Regions from separate parts of the Homo sapiens genome. Here region 1 is linked to region 2. The links are chromatin contacts, found by Hi-C or POLR2A ChIA-PET in ENCODE. All regions are on one chromosome and are shown on one strand. Each heading gives the region's core, a stretch centred on a gene start or an enhancer-like site at or near the end of the contact. The rest is flanking DNA. Distances are from core to core; before and after follow the strand shown. Region 1 holds the start of LNPEP (leucyl and cystinyl aminopeptidase). Region 2 overlaps LOC105379091 (a long non-coding RNA gene).

Region 1 (3,285 bases), core at 309-2,808, 1.1 Mb after region 2:
CCAGAGTTAGGCAAGGAGTTTCATTTTTTATTCTAAGTGCAGTTGGTATCCACTGGAAGTTTCAAGTAGAGCGTGCGTTGTGAGGGATGTAATAACAACAGGCAGTTTAAAATACAATATTGTACTTCGATTTGACTTCTTCGAAACCTAGTTTCCAATTCCAGTGCTGGTCAAACAACACCCTGGCCGTCCCTGTTTGAGCAGGCTGTTTGCGCTTGCCGCGGCTTGTTTGTCCCTGGCGCCCCGCTGTTGAAAGCCTCAGAGCGTGTGACAGTTGGCAGGCGCAGTGAGGCGCAGCCCGAGCCAAGTCAATGCAGGGGCCGGGGCTGAGGGAGGGGAAGAGGCAGAGGAGGCGGTGATGGCGCGCTGGGAGGGCGGCGGCCTCTGCAGCGAGGGTGGTGGCGATGCGCATACCGAGAGGATAAGGAAGCGGTTCCCGACGAGCCTCCTCGGGGCTTATGGGGCCCCTGGCGGTTCGGCCTCGGAGGCTAGCGGGGCTGCCCGATTTGGCACTGGAAACAATGGTGGCTCGGGGCTGGAGGCAATGGCGCGAGTGCTGGGGGGCAGGGGCGACTAGGGGAGTTTCGGTTTCTCGGGCCTAGCGCCGCGGAGCCTTGCTGCGGGCCCCAGTGGTAGCACCCCCGGGAACCGCAGGTGTTGATTTAAGGCTCGGAACAGGCGGGCCTTCTGCCCACATCCTGCGGCGCCCGCGACCCGGGCCGGGCGATCCGGCGCCGGGTTTTGTTATCCGCCCGCACCTAGAGGCCGCAAGGCAGCCGCCAGCCCCGGGACTGGACCCCAGGGCGCCCTCGGCCCTGCGAGGTCCCCGCCCTCTCTTCCGTCTCCTCCTCACCGCCCTCCTGAGGCACTCTGATGCGGGCGGGCATCTCTGCCGAAAACACCTACAGCGCCCGCTCCCTCGGTCCTTCGAGCAGTGATCCCTCCGCGGCCAACCTCCCCAGGGAAACCAGCGATTCGCGGTTCAGATAGCGACCTTCGCCCGCAGGTTCCTGCTCTGCCTTCAGACTTCGGCTTCAGTGGCACCTGCTCAGCGAGGCCTCGTCTAACCAAGCCATCCGAATTAACTACCCACTCACTCGCCATCACATCACCCCGATTTAATTCGCAGCGGGGCACTGACTTTACACTCGTGTGTCTTCTGTGTTTATTTATGGTCTGTTTCTGGAATGTCCGCTCCTGGGACTGGGACCATGATTTTCTGGCGCAGTGCGGGTGTCTCGGCGTCCGGGATCGGGCGGGTCGCAGTAGGGCTCCACATTTGTTGAGTGACTGAACACCGTTCCCGGCCGGGGAGAGCGCCGCAGCCGGGTCCACTTCAGGTAGGGGCTGGGCTTTCCCGGCCCCGCCTAGGCCCCGCCCCCAGCGCGAACCCGCTCCCACCTCGCCTGTCCACGGAGCAGCAGGGGGTTTGACTGTGCTTTTCCCTCTTGCTTCCCTCGCTCTTTCTGCAGCTGCCACGAAAACCCGGAACGGCGGAGCGGCGCCGCCCCTCGCGGCACCTCCCTGGCAGCCCTTGGAGGCCGCGCTGGGCATGCTCAGTCAGCTGGGCCGCCTCAGCTCTCGGAGTAGGAAGCTCGGGCGCTCCGGCTGTAAGGAGCCGCGGCGGGGGGAAAATGGAGCCCTTCACCAATGGTGAGTGGGCTGCCGAGGCGCCGGGACCCGGGCTCTCCGGAGCCCTGAGGGTCGTGGGCAGTCGTGACACGCGGGGTCGGGCTGCAGCCGTCTCCCCCAACACCGCGGGCTTCCCACGAGGGCTGAGGGAGGCAGGGAGAGGGGATCTGGGGGAGGCAGGGAGGTTCGGGGGGCGGGCGGCGGCCAGTGCGGGACCCGGGGCTGGCTTGAAGGTCAGCGCCGCCGCCGCTCGCCCGGGGTGCGGCCGGTGGGCAAACAGCAAAGTTTGGGCTGCTGTGCGCAGAGGAGTGGGCAGTGGGAAAGTTGGCAGCTCAGGTTTGCCCCCGGAGGAGGCGGTGTCGGCCCGACTCTCCTGTAGGAGCGTTAAGTTGTGGCAGCTGCCGAGCCCAACTTTTGTGGGGCGCCAGGAGCTGTCCCCCTGCCCTTCAGTGAGCTGCCGGCGTGACTTTTCCTAATAGGGCGGGGTGGGGGTGGGAGGCTTGGCAGGTTAATGTTGTGGAAGGAAGGGAAACTTCAGGAAAGGCTTGCTCACCTCGCTCGGTGCCGCGGAGGTGCCTGGCCACAGTGCCACCCTCCTGACCCTGCCGAGGTACTCGGCAGGGCCACCACGCATCCCCTCACTGGCTGCAGATCACATCAGTTTTTCAGTCAAAGACTTGTTAATGTCAAGGGTCCGTCACGGTGGTGATACCACTGTGTGACAGGAAGCGAGAGTCAACGCAGGGAGCCTGCACCCTGCAAACAGCCACAGCCCTTCACTGAACGGGGAGCATAAATCCCACCCTAGTTAGAACCATGGCTTTTGTGCGGACCAGAAGTGCCAGAGCCACAATATAGGGGTGAGATGTCTTACCGTTTTGCGGTGTTGAGTGTGTGGATTCCCTTTTAAGATAGAAAGTAGGAAAACTGCCAGTAAGGGAGACGACTCACTAAAAGAGGATTCAGTCTCTGGTTGACATGTTTTGCTGAGTGTGGTTGGTTACTTCAGGTACAGTATCACATTAATAGGGGCCACAGTCTATATCCCTGTTTAGTTTGTTAGTTACCACTCAAGAGCAGACAGATATTGTCCACTTTATCCCAAATCCCAGCCAGACTTTGTTGTATGCTGTGCTTCATTCATGGGGCTGTGAACTACTGATTATATTCTCCCTATTCCTAATGTAGAATGCTTTATTCTACTGCCATCTTTCTGTCTGCACTGTTTAATTAGGCTTACTGATAACAACTTTAATTCTGAATTTTCTTTCTCATTCAGGTTCTATTTGTAATTACTAAGACTTAAAGAATAGTCTGGTGAAGTTACTCGAAGAATTAAGGAAGGTTTGAGCTAAAATGAACTAGAGACCATCTAGTACTTTAGTGTAAAATATGTTTAATACAAGTCGTTAAGTCCTTGTAAGTGACTATTCCAATGTTCATTCTTTGTTTTTGGAAGAATGCTTGGAGTTACCATGTTTTTAAATGTGAAATTTCATCTAAATTAAAAAAAAAATCTCTGTGATGAGGCTGACTCACCCATTTGGTCAAGATTAGTGCTAGCTGATTTGCTGAACCTTTGCCTACAGAATTAAAGTACTTTCTCAAGTTTTAAAATTGGTGTCTTTTCTCTTATAGAATATGCTTCTAGAT
Region 2 (3,732 bases), core at 618-3,117:
TCTCTGCACCTGTTGGTTCCCCACTGCCTTTTGCCTTCAGTGAAAGCAACCTGAGGCCCTCACAAGGAGCAGATGTTGGCACCATGCTTCTTATACAGCCCACAGAACCATGAGTCAATTAAACCTCTTTTCCTTATGAATTACCCAGACTTAGATTTTTTTTTATAGCAACACAAATGGACTAAGACAGTTACCTGCCTTCTTAATTGAAAAAATTGCTAAATTTTAGTTACAGGTTAGTGAAAACAAATAAGTGGGTCTTTCCCCATCCAAGTTTATAGAACCTTGGAATTCTATCCAAGAGCCCCTTGGGTGTCTGCAGACCTCAAAGTCAGCTCCTCTGCCAGGATGGCTTCTTTGCTACTGGCCCAAAGGACAATCACAAGAACTAAAAAGAACAGTATCACCTGTACCTTCCTGGTATATCTGCTTATAAAACCCAAATTTCACAGCTTGTCCCCAACTGGCAGGCTTCTATAGCATAAGCTTAATGGCAAGAAATGATAAAATTCATGTGAGATCTACAGCCAATGTATATTTGCTTTGTGTTTTTGCTAAAGTGACCAGATATTTCTACAACAGATAGTCATGGCTTTAGACTATTTGTCAAAATAAACTTTTAGAGTTGTCTTGACTTTGATGCCTTCTAGGCCCCTTGAGGGAAGCTGAGAAGGCAAGTACAAAAGTGGGCTAACAGCTACATAAAAATAAGCTAAGGCCCACATCAAGATGTGGTGTGAGGCTGGGCATGGTGGCTCACGCCTGCAATCCCAACACTTTGGGAGGCTGAGGCCAGGAGTTCAAGACCAGCCTTGGCAACATAGCGAGACCTGCTCCCTCAAAAAAACAAAACAAAACAAAACAAAACTGGGCATGGTGGCACACACCTGTAATTCCAGCTACTTGGGAGGCTGAGGTGGGAGGATCACCTGAGGTCAGGTGTTTGAGACCAGCCTGGCCAACATGGTGAAACCCCAGCTCTACTAAAAATACAAAAAAATTAGCCAGGCATGGTGGCATGCACCTGTAGGCAGGAGGATCGCTTGAACTCAGGAAGTGGAGGTTGCAGTGATCCGACATCATGCCACTGCACTCCAGCCTGGGTGACAGAGCAAAACTCTGTCTCCAAAAAAAGAAAAAAAAAAAAAAAGAAAGAAAAGAAATAAAGAATGAAAAGTGGCATGAGAGTAGGAGCAGAAAGAGGCAAGAAATATTTGGGCTCAGGCACCAAAATAAGCCCAGGCTAAACCAAGTTTCACAAAACTTCATCCCCCAGCCCCAAGCCTGGGGAACCACAGTGTGGGCACAGTGAACACGTTTGCAGCCACTTCCTCAGCATGAGCTGAGATACCACATAAGAAGAAATCAAAACAAAACCTACCTCTTTTTTTTTTTTGGCTTGAGGGAGCTAGTTTTATTTTAGGGGCTAAAAAGAGGAAAAGGATGTACTGATTTCCACAGTTAGGCAGTATCTGTACAGAATGTTTTAAGAAAGCAAAGAAGTTTAATAGGTGTTAGAAATAGTATGCTTTAACCTTTTCAAGTGGCATGGGTTTTAATTTTGGCATAACTTTTAAAGGAGACATTGCTATCTTTTTTTTCTTTTAATGTGTACAACTTATGCAGTAAATTATAAGGGTGTTGGCCAACACATTTTATATATATACATATATATTTGTGTAAAATATATATATGTAAATATTTTTCTGTTTTTGTTCTATTAGCTAATACATACAAAGAAGCTAGATACAAAAGCATCACTTCTAGAAAATAAAGGATACTAAACCAAAAAGATGATACAGCAGTGCTCATGCTTCCTTAGTTGTTTGTTGTTGAGTCACTTACATGGTTTTTCCAGACAAATGTCTGAGGGAACTATACCTGCTTTGATAAGGGTTGAGTCAAAAGTAGATGAAGGAACTGCTATGAATAGAAAAAAGGAAACTCAAGCTGCTGGTAAGCTTAGGAAATGTGGAAATGAGATCATATTCAGAGAACAAATTTACTTTTAGTTTTGAAATAACCCCTTCTCTGAATGGGTAAGTTCTATGTAGTCCAGCCTGTGGAAAATACTCAGTGATTAAGGGGCTGCCAGTGGCTATGGGAAATGGACTTGGTTGGCTTCTACTGGAGGTGGGGGTTTGCTGCTCCTCCTGAGAAATGGGGCTGCTAAGGAAAGGAGTCAGCTCTGCAGGTCAGGCCCACGGATTCTCAGTGTTCAATGCCATGTGCTTCACAACAGTCTGAGTGTGACATTCTCAGTGTTGCTTTTGATTTCTATGTTTCTGAGAAGCAGTTAGTCTCACATTGATCTCAGCTTGGTGGTCCCTGGGTTTAGTGGGAACTCCCCAGCCATGGTTAATACCATCCTCTGCGTCCGTGGTGACACTGGTTCATGGACTTGCCTCTTTCTTCATTCCCTTTTACAGAAGGCTGATGGTTAAAGTCCCAGCCATAATCCTACCCAGGAATATAGTTCCAAAATTTAACTATGGGAAAAACATGACCATAAGTTTCCCTAGAACTCATCTTTGCAGTGTTTTAAATGGAATTCTGGAACATTTGTGGTCTCTTGCTCCTGTGAAGAGGTTGTTTCCTGCTTTGCTTTATAGATGCCATTTCCTCCCTGGCGCATTTAAAAAACCACTGCATACAGCATTCTGGGAGCTATAGAAGGATTAAGAATGACCTTTAGCTGAGGAACGAGACAGCACAGCTACAGGAGATTCTGATCTATTTTCTTTTTACATGTACAGTGTTGCACCTCTATGGAAAGCACTGGCCAAGTTCCAAGCCAGCCTCAAGCAGACCCTAAATATTCCAAAGAAATAGCCTGCAGTCACTACAAAACTTGCCTAAAGACATGCCAGGGTAAAAACCCAGTTCAAATCTGCTAAAGGTGTCTCCCACTCAAAGGGTAGAGGGCAGGGATTTCTTTCTAAATGAGGGAACATAAGATAAGGTACACATTATGATAATACCATTTCCTACACTTGATAGTTTGAAAACCACTTTCACAATGGTTCTCTTATTTGTTTTTTGTGGGGTTTTTTTTGGCCAGGAAAGTACAGTGTACATCATTTGCTTTTTAGACATAAGGTTAATAGAACAAGAGCAATGATACAGCTAAAAGTTATACAATCAATTACATAACAGATATACTTAACAAGAGGTAAGAACTTTTTTTTTTTTTTTTGACACAGAGTCTCATGCTATCACTCAGGCTGGAGCACACTGGCGCGATCTCAGCTCACCGCACTCCACCTCCCGGGTTCAAGCGATTCTCATGTCTCAGCCTCTTGAGTAGCTGGGATTACAGGCTTGAGCCAACACACCTAGCTAATGTTTGTATCTTTAGTAGAGATGGGGTTTTACTGCGTTGCCCAGGCTGGTCGTGAACTCCTGACCTCAAGTGATCTGCCTGCCTCGGCCTCCCAAAGTGCTGGAATTACAAGTGTGAGCCACCGCTCCCAGTCAGAATATTTTTTAAAAAGTCTTTATATATGTTAGATAGTTAATACAACAGATAATGGCAATTAAGGAATGAAGCATGTTACGCAAGTAGACTTAATTTGGAAGGAAAATAAACATTTACAAAACAGCTACTATGAGCCAGGCATTGTGCAGGGATCTTGACATGCATTATTCCACTTGATCCTTACAGTAGGTTAGTAGTATTCGCTAATTTTCCAAAGAAAAAGAAAAAAACTCTAAAGTTCAAAGAACTCAGTG

Evidence for each region. A loop is a pair of places that touch in the nucleus more often than their neighbours do. ChIA-PET counts read pairs that join two places held with the same protein, here RNA polymerase II (POLR2A). Pooled maps may share reads with other maps.
Region 1: a loop to region 2 is called in a pooled map, with 9 times the contacts of the local background. The contact joins the promoter of LNPEP here to the enhancer-like site in region 2. A Hi-C loop is called at or near these places in 10 of 50 pooled maps. POLR2A ChIA-PET finds 5 or more read pairs at or near these places in 2 of 52 experiments (PC-9 and activated T-cell).

The regions. Positions count from the first base shown.
Region 1 is chr5:96,934,522-96,937,806 of GRCh38, forward strand. LNPEP (leucyl and cystinyl aminopeptidase) reads left to right here and starts at 1,559. Exons shown (of 18, transcript NM_005575.3): 1 at 1,559-1,653. The coding sequence starts at 1,635. LOC124901030 reads right to left here and starts at 1,554. Exons shown (of 1, transcript XM_047417984.1): 1 at 1-1,554. The coding sequence starts at 1,554. The coding sequence ends at 850. It also overlaps a transcript of ERAP1 not described here. RefSeq lists enhancers at 33-162, 473-612, 913-1,222 and silencers at 243-362, 803-872, 1,813-1,882, 2,013-2,092.
Region 2 is chr5:95,868,309-95,872,040 of GRCh38, forward strand. All of the region lies in intron 1 of LOC105379091 (a long non-coding RNA gene), which reads left to right. Among named protein-coding and RNA genes, the nearest start is that of LINC01554, 18 kb to the left of the region's middle. Within about 2 kb of position 1,868, at least 7 of the 41 ENCODE cell types and tissues checked have a DNase peak (open chromatin) inside an H3K27ac peak, as active enhancers do.